Linked DNA regions of Homo sapiens: region 2 is linked to region 1. Evidence: chromatin loops called from intact Hi-C (ENCODE). Cell type or tissue: breast epithelium. All regions are shown on one strand.

Region 1 (8,000 bases):
ACTTGCCTGTATAATTTAATTTTTAAAAATGACAGTGTCTAACAACCATCTTGAAAAATTCCTGAAATTTTCACACTCAGCTCTCATGAACCAGTACAGGCCTGCTTCAGCATAGCACTGGGTCCAAAGGAAAAGAAGAAAATGCTGAGTGTGTGGGTGGAACATCTAACCTCTTCGGACGTACAAGGCTCCTGCCTATGTCATCCTTTCCCCTGGCATGGTAAGTGCCCTAAAATAGGTCTAAGACAGACAATAGGGCTTCTCTAACCAACAACTGCAACAACAACAAAAACAAAAACAAAAACAAAAAACAGAAAAACCTTCTCCCTACTGGCATAAAAATTCCATTGTACCTCATGGGCTAAACCATATCCATGTAGCAGATAGATATGGGAAGGATTATAGGAAGGGAGAGTTTTGAGGTCTAAGAAAGATAAGAACTTAGCTAGGCATGGTGGATCATGCCTGTAATCCCAGCACTTTGGGAGGCCAAGCTGGGCGGATCACTTGAGGCCAGGAGTTCAAGACCAGCCTGGCCAACATGGCAAAATCCCATCTCTACTAAAAATACAAAACTTAGCCAGGTGTGGTGGTGCATGCCTGTAATCCCAGCTACCTGGGAGGCTGAGGCAGAAGAATCACGAACCCAGGAAGCAGAGGTTGCAGTGAGCTGAGATCGTGAGTGAGACTGCCTCAAAAAAAAAAAAAAAAGAAAAAGAAAAAAAAAAGGAAAGATAAGAGCTTGGATTATATCAGAACAGACAAAACATTATCATAGAAGGTTCTGGAAGCCAGCTGTGGCATTTGGATGCTCAGTGCTTAGGTTGAGGAGAAGCAGAAGAAATGATGGAAGGAAACTCTCTGCACTTCACAATTCTGCCCTGGGCCTGTCCTGGCATAGTTCTTGAAGAACAACATTTCTTCATGAGATTCTTTCGGTAAAGATAAAAAAAAAAAAAAAAAAAACCAACAAAAAAAACCCCACAACCTTCTGTGGTCAAAGAAACACATCTTCTAAAATAGGTCTCCCAGAATTCAGGCCACCGGCTTGTCTTCGGTACCATAATGGGATACAAAATGAGAAGGGCCTGAGGTCTAGGCATTACTAAATCCTGCCCCAGTGAGTACACACAGAGAGGAAAATGACCAAATGCCATTTCAATCCATTATCAACCCAATATACTTCTCCTTGAGTGGAAGCAGAGTTAGAAATCTCATTCTAAAAATAACATTGTGATCTGTGGCCTGGAATAATGACGCCTATCTAAGGCCAGGTTAAAGCATGTGCACGTGTGCAAGTGTGTGTAGGGTAGGGTGAGAGAATGAACACTCCCTTGTGTGTATATGCAACAGTCATTTTCTTTTCTATTTTTATATATTTTTCTAGGCAGCAGATGCAACTCTGGAGTGGGGGAAGAGGGCGGGAAGAGAGCCTGTGCTGCTGAGCACCTACCAGGACTTGTCAGGGCCCAGGCACCCTATGAAACACCTTATGTTGGTTATCCCACACCAAGCTCGCAAACCTCTGAGGTAGGCAACTTTGTCACAGAGAGAGGCTGAGTAACAAGCCCAAAGTCAAACAGCCAAGAAGAGACAGAACTGTATTAAACTTATCTACTGGACCCCAAAGACCACTCTTTTCCCTACGGTACAGTACATCCTTCCCTATCCGGACCGGAGTTGGCCACAGAAGTTGGATCATCTCCATTCCTGTATACCCGGCACCACATTGGTCCCTAGCACAAAGTAGGGTTGACAAATATTTGTTGAATGTAGTGATTTCAAAACAAAGATTTAACATCTGAAAGTTTGCCTGGCAGCATGTGAATTGGGAAGAGACTCCACAACTCTCCTAGATCCTGTGACATGGCTCTAAGTGCCAAGACATTAAACCAGGTCATAGCAGGCACTAATTCCTGTATTGCATTAACAGTTATTGGTGTATTCATAAGTGTGGCCCTGCTTGTCAACACTCCTCACCATTCTTTGAAGTCAGATGCCCCTTAATGATAAGGATGTGTTGGGTTGTACACCAGACCATGTCTGTTTTTGGCTTTGGGCCACAGGGGTGCTTAACACTTTGAGAAAAACCCAATAGAGGAATAGCTAGATTTACAAAGAAAGAACCTGTTGGGGAGTGTTTGCATTACAAAATTATTTACCACAGGGTTTGTTTAAATAGTTCCAAATTTAGATTGTGTATAGAATATGAATCAAGACACCCTGGCCGATGTGCACAGCACTTTCCAGGGCACGTCGATGCGGAGGGTGCAGTGGAGTCCTTCCACACCTGCCCCTTCCTGTGCAAGGGGGCACGCGGCTGCTCCCTCCTGCATCCACCTTTCTCCTATCCAGGAAGAGAGATGTCCCCTCAATGTATGCTCAGGAAGTCTGGTGAAAAGACAAGCTGGCTGCTCCTGAGCAGGAAAATTTGAGTGGAAAAATAGACTTGGAGAAATTGAAGGGATGAGTAGAACGGATTGTGACATCTGCTAGGAATGTCACCTCAAACCCAGAAAACACCCAGCCCAGGGAGTGAGGCCCACCCTGCGGGACCGTGTGCCCAGGACTCCTGGGGAGTCTTGAGGGAGAAACACAGCCCCCACAGCACAGAGCCCCCACCCATTTACACTAGCTGGCTTTCACCACACAAGGGGGTAACATGAGCCAAATGTTTGATGATGAGGAAGTGAAGTGGAATGTGAGAATCCTCACTGCTGACGTCAAGCTAGCCTTTCATTTTATTTATACCCATGACACTGTGACACAGGATCTAATTTTCCATTGTATTTTTTCCTCTGTTGGGAACCAAGTGATGACAAGTAAATTTGTGCCTGAGCCTGGAAAATATTTTAAATTTGAAGACAGGGACGATACGAGAGTCTAAGTCTATCTCCATCCTGCCCCTCTCCCCTTGAATTACTAAATTAACTATGGAACAGGGCAAAGGAGTAACACTCTGACAGGGCATGGCAGCCTGAGAAGTCAGAGCTGGAAGCATCCAGTTGCCTGCTCTTCACTTGTGTCAGGCTGTTCCTTCCTGGCACGGGGGCTGGAGGGAGGCCAGGGAGCAGCGAGGCTGCACGGCAGCCCTGGCACAGAGCCTCGGCTGCCGTCTGGGGATGAAACTGGGCTCTGGCACCAGGAGCGTGGTTCCAGCTCCCTGACCCAGAACTGCCTGTGCAGGGGCTGCTCTGCCACTTGTGCCCTGGTGGGACCCCACTCCTCCTGCCCCTCTGAGGCAGGGCAGATTCAGGAGCAGAGCTGGATCTGGATGGAATGGCAAGTCAGGGATGCTGGGGCGAAGGCAAGTCATATCCCTTCTGCAGAAGCAGCCTTTAGGGATGTGCCTGTGATGGGGAAGAGAATGGCATGTGTGTTCAGCAAGTGACAGAGTGGGCTTTACCGCAGCTCCTTCCTCTGCTGCCAGACCAGTGGCCTCAGCTCCATCAACAGCCTCCCTCCATTACTCCCCATGGCTTCAGGTCCAGACACAGCATTTCTAACATGGGTCCCTCCTCCCACTCTGAAATGGAAGCTCCACCTCGTCCCTGCAGACCTGCCATGTTTTCAGTAGGGCCTCTTTTCACCAGCTTTGCAATCATGTTTTTCAGCCTCTAACTCCAGAGAAATCTTGACTTCCTTGTACTCAGTTCAGAAGACGTTTGTTATTCAGGATTCTGATGCAGAGGTCTGATAAGAGAGGCCTCAGGCCTTCTGAGTTAGTAAAACCAACAGAGTCTGGGGATTCAAAAAATCCAAGAAGCACAAGGACAGCCACACCCTGAGAGTTGGCGCAGTGCCAGCTCCTGTCACTTGAACTCTTCCAGGATATTTAGACATGGGTGTCAGTGAGTTTTCACTACATTTACCTTGGTGGTTGTGTTTGATTTTGTTTGCTTGCTTTTGGAAACAAAGTGTTTCCCGTAGCACCAACACAGTCAGACCTGTGTTTTATTGATAAGATGAGAGAGCATAATAGCAGGGGCGCAGTTCAGCTTTGGGAGGTGGGGGCTGGGAAACCCCTCTGTAGAGCTACAGTTCACATAAAGCCTAGAACGGTGCTTCTCACGTTTTAACGTACATCACAATCACCTGGAGGGATTGTTAAAACACAGGTTTCAAGGGCTGACCCCCAACGTCTGAGGTGGACCCCAAGAATTTGTGTCTCCAAGTTCCAAGTGACACTGAGGCTGCTATTTGGAGACCACACTTTGAGAACTACTGGCCTAAATGGCAAGTAGGAAGTAGCCAGGGAAAGAGAGTAGGAGAGGAGGTCAGAGCAGGCAGCAGCAGCATGTGCAAATACCCGAGTTGAAAAGGAGTTTGGTGGCTGCAGGGAATGGAAAGATCAGCATGTCTGGAAGGCAGTGGATTGGCAGCTGTGTGGCTTGAGGTAATCTAAGAGATACACCTGACCCTCATCCCCATCCTGAAACTCACTCCAACGAAGCTACCTCCAGTTTGTCTTAGACACACCTCCAGTGTGTCTAAGAAGAATGGTTCCACTGAGCCCTGGAGGTGTGCTACTGCAGCTTGGGATAATCAAACTGTGCCGACCCTGTGGATAGTGTGAGTGCTGAAAGTGATTAGGTATGCAAAGGGCTGAGTGCAGAGTAAATGCTCAGTGCACTGTAGTTTTCTCTCCTCCCTGACTTGAAACACGGCTCTATCTCAAGTTCCCTATTTTAGCTATACGAAGACATGTTCCTGAATTGGTGCTGAGGTGCTATCCTGCACCTGCAAGCAAAAAGGATTAATGTGGAGGTTACCCCTGAGACCTGAACTAGGGTCCTGTTGAGTAGATGGCTATAGCTAAGAAATCTGGATGCCGCTTCCTAAGAGCAGTTTTGGGCATGTATGTGTTTTCCTCCATCATACCCAACTGATAAATGTCTCAGGTTTTTAAACCAAAGGAAGCATAGGTTAGGTTTTTGGAGCCAGAGTGCACAATTGGCCTTAGATCAATTCCTTTCAGACTGCATTTATTGAGCGCTTACTCTGTGCCAGGTACAATATTAAGTCTGGGAAGACAAAAGTGAACAAGACTGGGTCCCTTCTCTTAAGGAGCTCATGGTCTCACTGGGAGCTGGACACGTAATTAACCACAGAGCAGTGGGATAAAAGCCACAACAAAAGTCTACACAGAGGGCAAGGAAAACTCGGGAGAGGGAGCAGTTCTGCCTGGGGATGTCAGAGAAGGTCACAGATAGAAAGTGACATCTGAGCCAAGCCTGGAAAGGAAACTTCTAGAGAATAAGCAGGACTGAGGATAAAGGAACACATCTCCTTTAAGAACTTTCTTGTTATTGTTTTAAGCTCTGAACTAAATCATCGTTATGAGTTTCTAGGAGATACATGGCCACATGGTGTTAAATTTGATTTAAAATATTGCATAAGCCGATATATATAGAAACACATATGGAAACAATCTGAAAATATTTCTCCTCAAATATAGTGCCATTTGCTTTTACGAATTTGCTATTTCTAGATAAATATGTGAAATATGGTTTGGTCTTCTGAGACTCAGAAGAAATTATATCACTGTCCCAAGAAAAAAATAACTTTGGTTGCTAATTCATTCATTCATTTAGTCAGTCAACAAACATTTAGTTAGGAATTTCAATTTTTGAAGCACTACAATAGTCCATCAGGGTAAACAAAAAGATGTAAGACATTGTCTTGAGCTCAGGACTCTTCAAAACTTGGGAGTGAGAAAAATACCTGAACACAAATAATTCTAACACGAATCAGGAGTATATGATATGGATGAGTACAAAGAAAATGCTCCAAGTATCTAGAGGAAAACAAGCTATTTTCTGATGGAAATAATTGGAGAAAGCTTGATCATTTACGAAGGCGAATTCATTTGCATAGGCCTTGTAGTGTGGAAAGGGATTGGACTTAACAGAAACAAGCATTGGGGAGGTATTCCAGGCAGATGGAAGTTTGTGAACAAAACAGGTGGGAAACCTGAGGTCACTTGGAAATGGCACTTTGTCCTATTTAGGGGTATGACTTGGGGAAAGAACTGAAATAGATGGATGTCAGTCTCACAGCATAGTTTGAACTTCATTCCACTGGCTGTGGCTTCTCGGAATTTGAAATGCCAAGCATTTGTCACTTGGTTCCTTGTACATTTGTTTCAGTTGGCACCTCAGGCTTGACCTTAATCCTGGCATAATTCTGTCCGGCCCATAGAAAAATTTTTAAAATATCAATCTGTGTATGCTGGGAGTAGTAAAATCACAATGCAGCTCTAAAGCCACAGATTGAAAGTTGACCCTTTTCTTCGGGAATTTATGATTCCACATCTGGAGGTTGCAAGAGATGGGTTTTGTGTCCAAGTCCCTTCAGGAAACAGGTGAGGGCTTATTTACACAGGTGTGGGCAGGGTTAAAAAATGGTGCAGTGTCTGTGGGCTGGTGAGAGCCAGGAAGCTGTTTCCACTCCCTAGGCAGGTGGTAATGGGGCAGGGGATGAAGCCAACAATGGAACTTGGAAAGACTTCTGGGTTGCCGCGGAGGGATGGAGGTCCAGCCCTGTGCTCGTGCCTTTCATTGGCTGAACCTGACTGACTGGAAGCCAGAGGGCCAGGGACCCATTGATGAATTCCCCACAGGTCAGACTCCTAGGGCACAGGATGAGGGGAGGAAGGATGGAGATGATCTGGAGGGGCAGACAGAGCCTATCCAGCACAATCCTTTCTAGCTTTAATATTTCTGTGATGCCAAAACAACCCAAACTACAGTCAGCCTTCATTTGACAAGTATATTCTAAACACCCAACTTTTTCTCAGCAATTTATTTATTAAAAAAAGAAAGGGAGTCGATTGGATGGATAGATGAATGCGTGGATGGGGAAGAAGCCTCTGACTGGGAAAATTCATAAAATAATAACTCAACTAGATTGCAAGCTTGGCAAACTCAGGGACTGGGCTGGGTTTGTTCATTGTTGACTCCTCAGTGGCCAGCACTGTGCCTGAACTTTAGTAGGCCCACAATAAACATTTGTCTGAATAACCTGACTGATGAAACATCAAGAGCACCAAACAACATAAAATATGCAATTGGGAGTCTTGGGACAGGATAAGTCAAAGTTGGGGTAAGGAGCTAACATGCTTGCACCTAGGAGAAGCAGACAATGACGGTGTTTGTTAATTCTGCTTCTAGTAACTTTTATGCCAAAGCTTCTAAGCACTTCTCAGGGAACAAAGAACATCTGATGGTGATGGAGAGATAAAGGACAGTCTGTCCCTCAATCATAACTAGTCACTTAAAAGAGCAACATTAGAACACTTATATCCCAACCTCAATTAATTCATCCATTTATTTATCCAGTGAAAATTTATTGAGTGCTGATTTTGTATTTGGAAATTCAGAAATAAGACAGAAACAGCCTCAGCCTTCAAGGAGCTTAGTCTGGTTGGAACTAAAGATAAGACATTAGGAAATACCAGTACCAGTGCTGACTAGGGGGAGCACAGGCTGCTGAGGGAGCAACAGGAAACCTGGGACAGGCAGTGGGTGTCGGAGTAGGTAAGTTGAGCATGGAAGGACTTTTCCACTTGTTTACTTGTTTCTGGCTTCCATCCCTCCACCAGCCATTCACCCCTCCACCATCATCACCCAAACAGTATGTAAGCAAATGGTTTGTAATGCATATTTCTTTGATTTGGATGCATGTTACACCAGAGTGCCATAACCCAGCCAATAAACACATATATAGGGTAGAGTCTCATCAGCTAATCAGTGAATGCATGTAGAGGTGGTACCATCAGCCAATCAGTGAACACACTTGGAGGGTATGCTCCTTCCTCCAGAGTTTTTGGCAGAGAAAGAGAACAAGAGGTCAGAAGAGCACAAAGTGGGTGTCTGGGTTGGAAGGAGGAGATGACAGGTACAGGAATAGAGGCTGGAGATCTTGTAGACAAATCTGACTGCTGAATATTTTGGAGGATTAGTACTATTTATCTTCAACTCTTTGCAAACAAATGGAAA
Region 2 (8,000 bases), 760 kb after region 1:
GGCTGGCAAAGGAGGAAGAGATGCCAGAGAGAAGGGGGAGAAGATGAGAGAGAAGGGCAGGGGCAGAGGGAAGGGCAATGCAGTTTGGGGAGAAGGAGACTGTTCAAAGAAAGCCGTGGGGGAGGGTGGGAAGTCCTCAGACACACGAAGAAGAGGAGTCATTTCCATTCTATCTCTCTGGCAATGAGATAAGCATGATGGGAGAAGAAATATAGTGATAATTTCCAAACTAACGAAGGAGTCAAATCTCAGTCTAGACTCTTTTTAGCAACTTGAACATTGGAAAGAGTGCTATTTGTATCAATATTAAGGCACACATCTCCCCTTATGCCCTCATTCCTGCTTCTGGTGATAAGTTATCGCCAACATCTGCATCTATGGGTAACTCCAGAAAGGCTGGATTCCAACTCTTGAACCTTAAATTCCAACCCATCCCCCACAGGGTGTGCCACACTGGAATGGTCGGAACCTAAAGATGAGTTTAAGTAAGGGAGGTACTGGGGGTCTAGGTGGCGTGCTGACCCTCCAGAAGAGGTACTGCAGGTGGGGCCCTCATGCTGTTCCTGACATATTGAACAGTAGGGCTTCCTGCCTGTTGGCTTCCTCCCTTACCTGAGGTCTCTGCCTCTATACACAATAGCCTGCCAGCCTCCCCGCACCAGGCGGCTGCTCAACATCCATAGAAAACGCAGGAGCTGACTAGGAGAAGGGTAAAAAAGGAATGCAAAATTTGGGAAAGAAAATTGACTAGATAAATAATGGATGACAACAGGCTGTGAAATCTGAACTCTAATTTCTAGCTATTTCTCCAAACAATTCTGTCTCAGCAAGTATAACGTAACTGCTTTTGGAATAAACAATTTATTTTTCAACAAATCTTTTAGGTCCAACAAGACCTAGAACAGGGAAGTATTAACACTGAAGTAAGCACATTGAGCTCTTTTTTCCAATTTAACAGAATTATAACTTTTGTGAAAGGCTCTGGATGAATAGCTTTGGGTAATGTCTGGGTTCACCACGGAGCCCTGGTGTTCACACTTGGGCTGTGTGGCTTCACTCCTCCACCCTTCCAATACCTATTCTTTAAACTACCACAGGCCAAATGCCTATTTTCCAGACCCCTCTTCTACTTTCCTATTGTGATCCAAACTCCCTCCATCTTAGTAAAACCCTAAGAAAGCCAGGAGAAAACCTTGTCTTCAGCCCACACCCCAGCTTTGCTACCACAAAAAAGGCAAACTCAGTGCCAGCTTTCATTGGCCACCTTCCTCCTGCAGAAGGGCTGTCAGAGGGCAAAGTGCCTTTCCCCATCTCCAAACTAGCCAGACTCATTCCCAGGAACCAACCAAAGAAAAATGCTCAACTCTTCATCTTGAGCCTTTCAGTTCCATTTTCGACAGATCTGAGTTGACTTGTCAAAGGCTGAGTTACAGTTTATAGTTAAAGTTGAATTTGAAAGGAAAAAAGAAAAATAATAAAACAAGTTGTCAGATATTCTCTCCATGTGCACTGAGTTTTAAAAGCTTTCTCTGCCGATTTTTTACACCGGCCCCAAGTAGAAATAATAGATATCTCCTTTAGGAAAACCAGTCATCCAGTTGAAACTGAGCAGATTTGTGTGGAAAGAGCCCATCTGACATGAAGGATAAAGGCAGTATGGTATATTAGTATGAGCACAAGCTTTGGAGCCAGGGTCGTTGAGTTCAAATCTCAGGTCCACCATTTACTACTTCTGGGACCCTGGGAAAGTTATTTAATCTATGCCTCAGTTTCTTCAACCTCTCAAAATGCAAGTGTGAGCGAAGGTATGAATTTCACTGAGTTGGGAGGATGAAGTAAGTGGATAATTAGCTGGTACATAGTAGACTCCACTTGAATTAACCATCACTACTATTACTATGATTATTATTATTATACATTCTTTGAAACAAGAGTGTCCAGTATGAAACTAGTCTTCCTAGTTGCTAAGAGAACTGTGTCCAGGAGGAAGGGCCCTGGGTAAGTCACTTTTTTTCCAGTTGTATTTCAACTGTGATTACTCACTACAGTAAAGAGGACAGATTAGAAAAAAAGGTGAGCAAATAATTAAATAATTAAAGTGGTACTTTCCAGCCCTGTTGGTTAAGTTTTCCTACCCAAAAACTAGAAGTTGACAGCTGCAAATTTAGGAATTCCTAAGAGGGGCTTATGCTGGGCGAAAGGAGTGCACAAAATACAGTTTTATTGATTATGTAATTGTGAGTTTAGAGTTGTATATGACACCAGCTGTCCCAATATGAAACATTTGGAGCAATAGTTGCATTTATTAGCACAGAATTGATTTACAAAACTCAAGGAGGGCACAGAATTCCTATGAACTGTAAATTAGTAAATTGCTTTTTAATCTACCATAAAAGATCACTAAAAAGTCCTTTTGAAATCAGAGTTCTGCTAATTCAATCATGAACACATTTACCCAATGGTGCTCAAGGTAAGAGGAAATCTTAAAGGCTGCACAATTACCATTAAAAACATATAATTTCAAAAATGATTTAGTTTAATTACAATATCAGATACAGGTATATGTTATTCTGAGGACACATTGGCCTTGACACTAATATTTGTTTTAAAAAAATGAAATGGCACTTTTTGTGTTCTGTGTCTCTGATTGTATCCACTTCTTTGTGAGCCAACGAAGACAATAGGAAACACAATGATACTGTGGACAGCCTTAAGGCAGAGTGCATGGTGCTCCCCAGCCTTCAATGTACAGAGAGGACAAGAGGAAGAGAGGTCAAGTTGGCCTGGTGTAGGAATTGTAGGATACACCCTACATCAGAGACAGAAGGCATATAGCCCAGCAATCTCCCTCCCATGTGATAGATGAGGAAACTGAGACTCAGAAAGGTGAAGTGATTTGTTTGTCTTTAGTTAGGGGCGAACATAAAGACTAGAACTCAGTTCTTTTAATTCAATGCTCTTTCTTCTTTACCAGCTGTTCTTAAACTTTAAAATACTTAAGAATTACCTAGGGACCTCGTTCAATGTGGTGATTCCTAACCCCTTCCATTCTGATCTGATAGGACTGGGATGTAGTACATTTTTAACAAATTCAGGCAATGTGACTCAATTAGATCCAGAGAGCACACTTCGAGAAATCGTGCTTTATTCAAGTGTCTTCTGGCTTCTGATTTTCAGTTAATTAAGCTATTCAAGTAATTGATCCAGACGTGAAAGCGCTTTGAAAAGTTGTATAAATGTACCTCCAGTGTGTCCTAACTGGTACGCCTCACTCCTCAGTGTACTTCTCCATTCACAGTATGATCCATGGAGAAGCAGCATCATTATCACCTGGGAGCTTGTTAGAAATACAAGATCTTGGCTGGGCGCAGTGGCTCACACCTGTTATCCTAGCACTTTGGGAGGCTGAGGCGGGCTGATCATGAGGTCAGGAGATCAAGACCATCCTGGCTAACATGGTGAAACCCTGTCTCTACTACAAATACAAAAAATTAGCCAGGTGTGGTGGCACGCGCCTGTAGACCCAGCTCCTCTGGAGGCTGAGGCAGGAGAATTGCTTGAACCTGGGAGGCGGAGGTTGCAGTGAGCCGAGATCGTGCCACTGCACTCCAGCCTGAGCAACAGAGCGAAACTCTGTCTAAATACAGGATAGGATCTCAAGCCTCTCCCCACACCTACTAAATCAAAGCCTGTATTTTAACAAGACCCTTAGGTGATCTGAATGCACAGCAAAATTTGAGAAGCTCTGATAAAAGGTCCACCTCTCGCCCCAACTTGTTCTTGTTATCTATTGCTTTATTATAAACTACCACAAAAGCTTGTGCTATATAAAAACAATGACATTGTTCTATCTCATGATTTGATGGATTAAGAATTAGGTAGTACTCACCTGAGTGATTTCTTCTGTCCCGTGATGTCAGCTCCCCAGCTGAAACATCTGGAGATGAATGGGTCAGCTCAACTAGATCCATATGTCCGGGCCCCTGGTTCTTCTCAACATGGCATGTCCTGGAACTGAAATGTCCAATATGGTGCCTCCATTCACGTGACTGGCATCTGAGCTGGGATGAGTGGAACAGCTGGAGACTGGTCCATTTCCATGCAAAGTGGTACATGGTGGCTGACTTTCCCCCCATTGAGGGGTTCAAGAGACAGGAAGTGGAGGCTGCCAATCTCTTAAAACCTGGTCTCAGAAAGTGGCACAACATCACTTCCTCCATAGATCATTGTTCATGGAATCATGGAGCCTGCCCAAATTCATGGGGAGGGAACACGGACCCCAATTTTCAACGGAGGAGGAATTTGTGGCCATCTCTAATTAGCCACAGAGCTTATTAACTGTGCATGGCAAATGGGTAGGTTTCTGAAGCACTTCAAGCCAGTCCATGGTCAGAGAGCCAAACTCTGAGGGCTTCATCATAAATAATATCTGAGGTGAGACACACCACCACCGCCAACTGTAAATACACGCACACCCCCCACAACCACAATTACACACACACACACCCCACCACCACAATTACACACACACACACCCCACCACTACCACCACACACACACATACACGCACACACACACAAACACACCATACATACACACACCACCACCACACACACACACACACACAAACACACCACACATACACACACCACCACTACCACCACCACACACACACACAAACACACCACACACACACACCACCACCACCACCACACACACAAACACACCATACAAACACATACCACCACTACCACCACCACACACACACACATACACGAACACACCACTTGTACACACACCACCACCGCCGCCACCACCACTCATACACCACATATATTTTTCTCCCAGAATGGGACTGAATTAACTACAAATGGCTCAATCTGTAAGATACTTGAAGTTAGGAGCCTGCTGTTACGCCTCCTCCTACTCTATCTTTACGCCTCCTCCTACTCTGCTCTACCTCACTTGTGTTTAAAACAGTTCTTTATACACAGTAGGTACTCAATAAATATTTGTTAATTTTGATTTGTTAATTAAATGTTGATTAATTTAATTTTAATGTTTCAATATATGGACTCCAGAAAATATGATCAGGTATCATCGTGGCAGGATTAATACACTTGAACTGAAAAAGGAAATAATAATAATATCTGAGGTGAGAAAAGGGAGATTAACTGGAAAAGGCTTTATAGGAGATGGGACTCAAATTGAACCTGGAAGCCTGAATAGGGGCTGGATAAGCAGAAAGAAATGGAAAGGCATTCCAGAGCAATTTCTAGGCCTAACCGCAGTCTGGTTTTTTGTCCTATTTCTCTATCCCTCTCCACCCTGGACATTAGGTTTCCACCACACTATGAGGATACCCACATTTTAATCTTCCCATGGTAATCTCGAGGGTACATTTGCAAAGCAGAATCTGCCTTTCCGATGGAAGTTTCCGAAGAAGTTTCCCACAGGCTCACCACCATATTACGTATTCAAGGAAAATCAACAACTTTGAACTATACCAGAGAGAGTGGTTTTCTTGAATCTGTCATGTCCTATCTTTTTTGTTTTGTTTTGTTTTTGAGATGGAGTCTCGCTCTGCTGCCCAGGCTGGAGTGCAGTGGGGAGATCTCGGCTCACTGCGAAGTCCACCTCTCAGGTTCCAGTGATTCCCCTGTCTCAGCCTCCTGAGTAGCTGGGATTACAAGTGACCACCACTATGCCTAGCTGATTTGTGTATTTTTAGTAGAGACGGGGCCAGGCTGGTCTTGAACTCCCGATCTCAAGTGATCCACCCACCTCGGCCTCCCAAAGTGCTGGAATTACAGGCGTGAGCCGCTGCGCCGGGCCTCATGTCCTATCTTAATAGAATGGACAAGTCCAGGCTTCGAGTTTCCTCGGCTCTAACTGGAATATTACAGCCATTCTACAGGAAATCCAAAGCCCAGAATGACCCTTGGATCCAGAGAAGCAGCCAGAAATATACCATGTACAAACGTGAAATTTTTAAAAGCAGAAAACCAATTGAACATAAAGTAGGTTCCCAAATACATAGAAAATAAATGTAGACAGATAAAATATTGGAAAAAAATAAGGCATAACATTAATTATTTCTTAATTGTGAAAATAGCATGATTTGTTCCTCTTATCTTTCACATATTTCAGTACGTTTCAGCAATGAGTGGGTGTTATTTTCAAAATCATAAGAACATTTTGGTATAAAGATCTATTTTTATTTCAAAGAAGATTCTAAGAACTTTCACATGACGATGAATTCTTCAAAAACACAGTTTTCACAAGCCCTGTCACAGATCCTTCTGGAGACCCGCATACTTCTAGTGTTTGCCCTGACGAATGCCAGTTCTGTTCTTCAAGATTTGCTTGTCAGAAAATGAAGACACACAGAATGAGTTATTTCAGCAGGAAGTGTTCCAGGATTCTGGAAACAGATGATGCTTTCTTTCAGCCTGTTGTCATTCTTCTCCTTCACCAAGATATTGTCGTCATCACTCTGGGTTTAACTCAGCTTGACAGTAGCCACACTTCCATGTTGCTCTTCATCTCTTCCTTTGGTAAAAGTCTGCAAATTGAGGCTCAGCTAACAGCTATTTCATACTAATCAGACACTGGGTCTAAATTAGAACCAAGAAAAGGTCTATGGCAAGATAGGGTGAGGCCACAGCGACATTTTATGCTCTGGATCACCCCTCATGAATGCTTACTAGGCCATTTGCTCTCCTCTTTTACAGGCGAGAGGGTTGTGGCTCTCACTACCTATCATAAACTATGGCAGCGTAACCCTTCACTTGCTTTTCTTATTCACTTCCAGTTTGTGCTGCTGCTAAAATATTCTGCTTCTCAGCTGCCAGTATCGGCGTCTAAATCATCCCCAGTCCAAGGCGCCAGCTCTTCTGGTGCAGAAACCACAGACTCAGCAGCCAGGATGTCATCAGCATACTCGAGATTACATCATCTCCTTCTGCCAACCTTAATACCACTATGGTAACCATCAACAGCAATACCCATGATTATTTCAGTAGAAATATTGAACAGATGTGACAGCCTTGTCAAACTCCTTTGCTGGTGTCCAACCACTCTGTTATACCTTTTGCAATTCTAAAATCTCTCTTCTGGCCATAATAGAGACAGCACATGCTGACCTCCCGCTAGGGAAACTGCTCCCATAGCGTCAGTTGGCATATCAAAGACTAACTACGAACACCACCTTATATACACAGTGCTTTACAGCCTGCTAATCATTTTTGCAGACATTCTCCTTTTTGACTCTCAAGCCAGCTGAGACAGCTGTGGTATAAGTTGAAAGGGCACTGGAGTTTCTGTCAGGAGTTTTGACTTTCTTGGTTGCTTACTACCTTTGAAATCTTGAGCAAATCACTCTGAGCTTGTTTTTTGTCAGTAAAATACTTCTTGTTCTCAACCTAACTTGAAAAACAAATGAGGTGGTACATTTAAAAATAATAAATTATGAAGATAGTTACTCAAACTAATACTTGTACATGAATGTTTCTATCAGCACTATTCACAATAGCCAAAAGGTGAAAACACCAAAATCTCTAGCAACAGACGAATGGATAAACAAAATGTGGTATATCCAGACAATAGGATATTTGTCAACCATAAAGAGGAATGGGCCAGGCGCAGTGGCTCATGCCTGTAATTTCAGCATTTTGGGAGGCTGAGACTGGCAGATGATTTGCGGTTAGGAGTTCAAGACTAGCTTGGCCAACATGGTGAAACCCTGTCTCTGCTAAAAAATATAAACATTAGCTGGGTGAGGTGGTGGCGTGCACCTGCAATCCCAGCTACTTGGAGGCTGAGGCAGGAGAGTTGCTTGAACCTGAAAGGTGGAGGTTGCAGTGAGCCGAGATTGTGCCACTGCACTCCAGCCTGGGCAACAAAGTGAGACTCCGTCTCAGAAAAAAGAGGAACAAAGTATTGAAACATGCTACAGTGTGGCTGAACCCAGAAAACATTATGCTAAGTGAAAGAAGCAA

The links. A loop is a pair of places that touch in the nucleus more often than their neighbours do. Peaks named below come from ENCODE experiments on the same cell type or tissue, not always from the same donor. Only the 100,000 strongest peaks of a DNase experiment are listed, where the experiment ranks them.
Region 2: a loop joins it to region 1, with 16 times the contacts of the local background. A loop is called at or near these places in 1 of 110 quality-filtered maps.

What each region holds. Positions count from the first base shown.
Region 1 is chr5:77,165,281-77,173,280 of GRCh38, forward strand. It overlaps a transcript of PDE8B not described here. Among named protein-coding and RNA genes, the nearest start is that of PDE8B, 41 kb to the right of the region's middle. RefSeq lists an enhancer at 7,292-7,793. In breast epithelium, no CTCF peak of the experiment used is centred here; DNase peaks (open chromatin) are centred at 3,061 and 3,781; H3K4me3 peaks cover 629 bases; H3K27ac peaks cover 1,126 bases.
Region 2 is chr5:77,929,294-77,937,293 of GRCh38, forward strand. All of the region lies in intron 1 of LOC101929154 (a long non-coding RNA gene), which reads left to right. Among named protein-coding and RNA genes, the nearest start is that of TBCA, 160 kb to the left of the region's middle. RefSeq lists silencers at 5,740-5,914, 7,835-8,000. In breast epithelium, no CTCF peak of the experiment used is centred here; no DNase peak of the experiment used is centred here.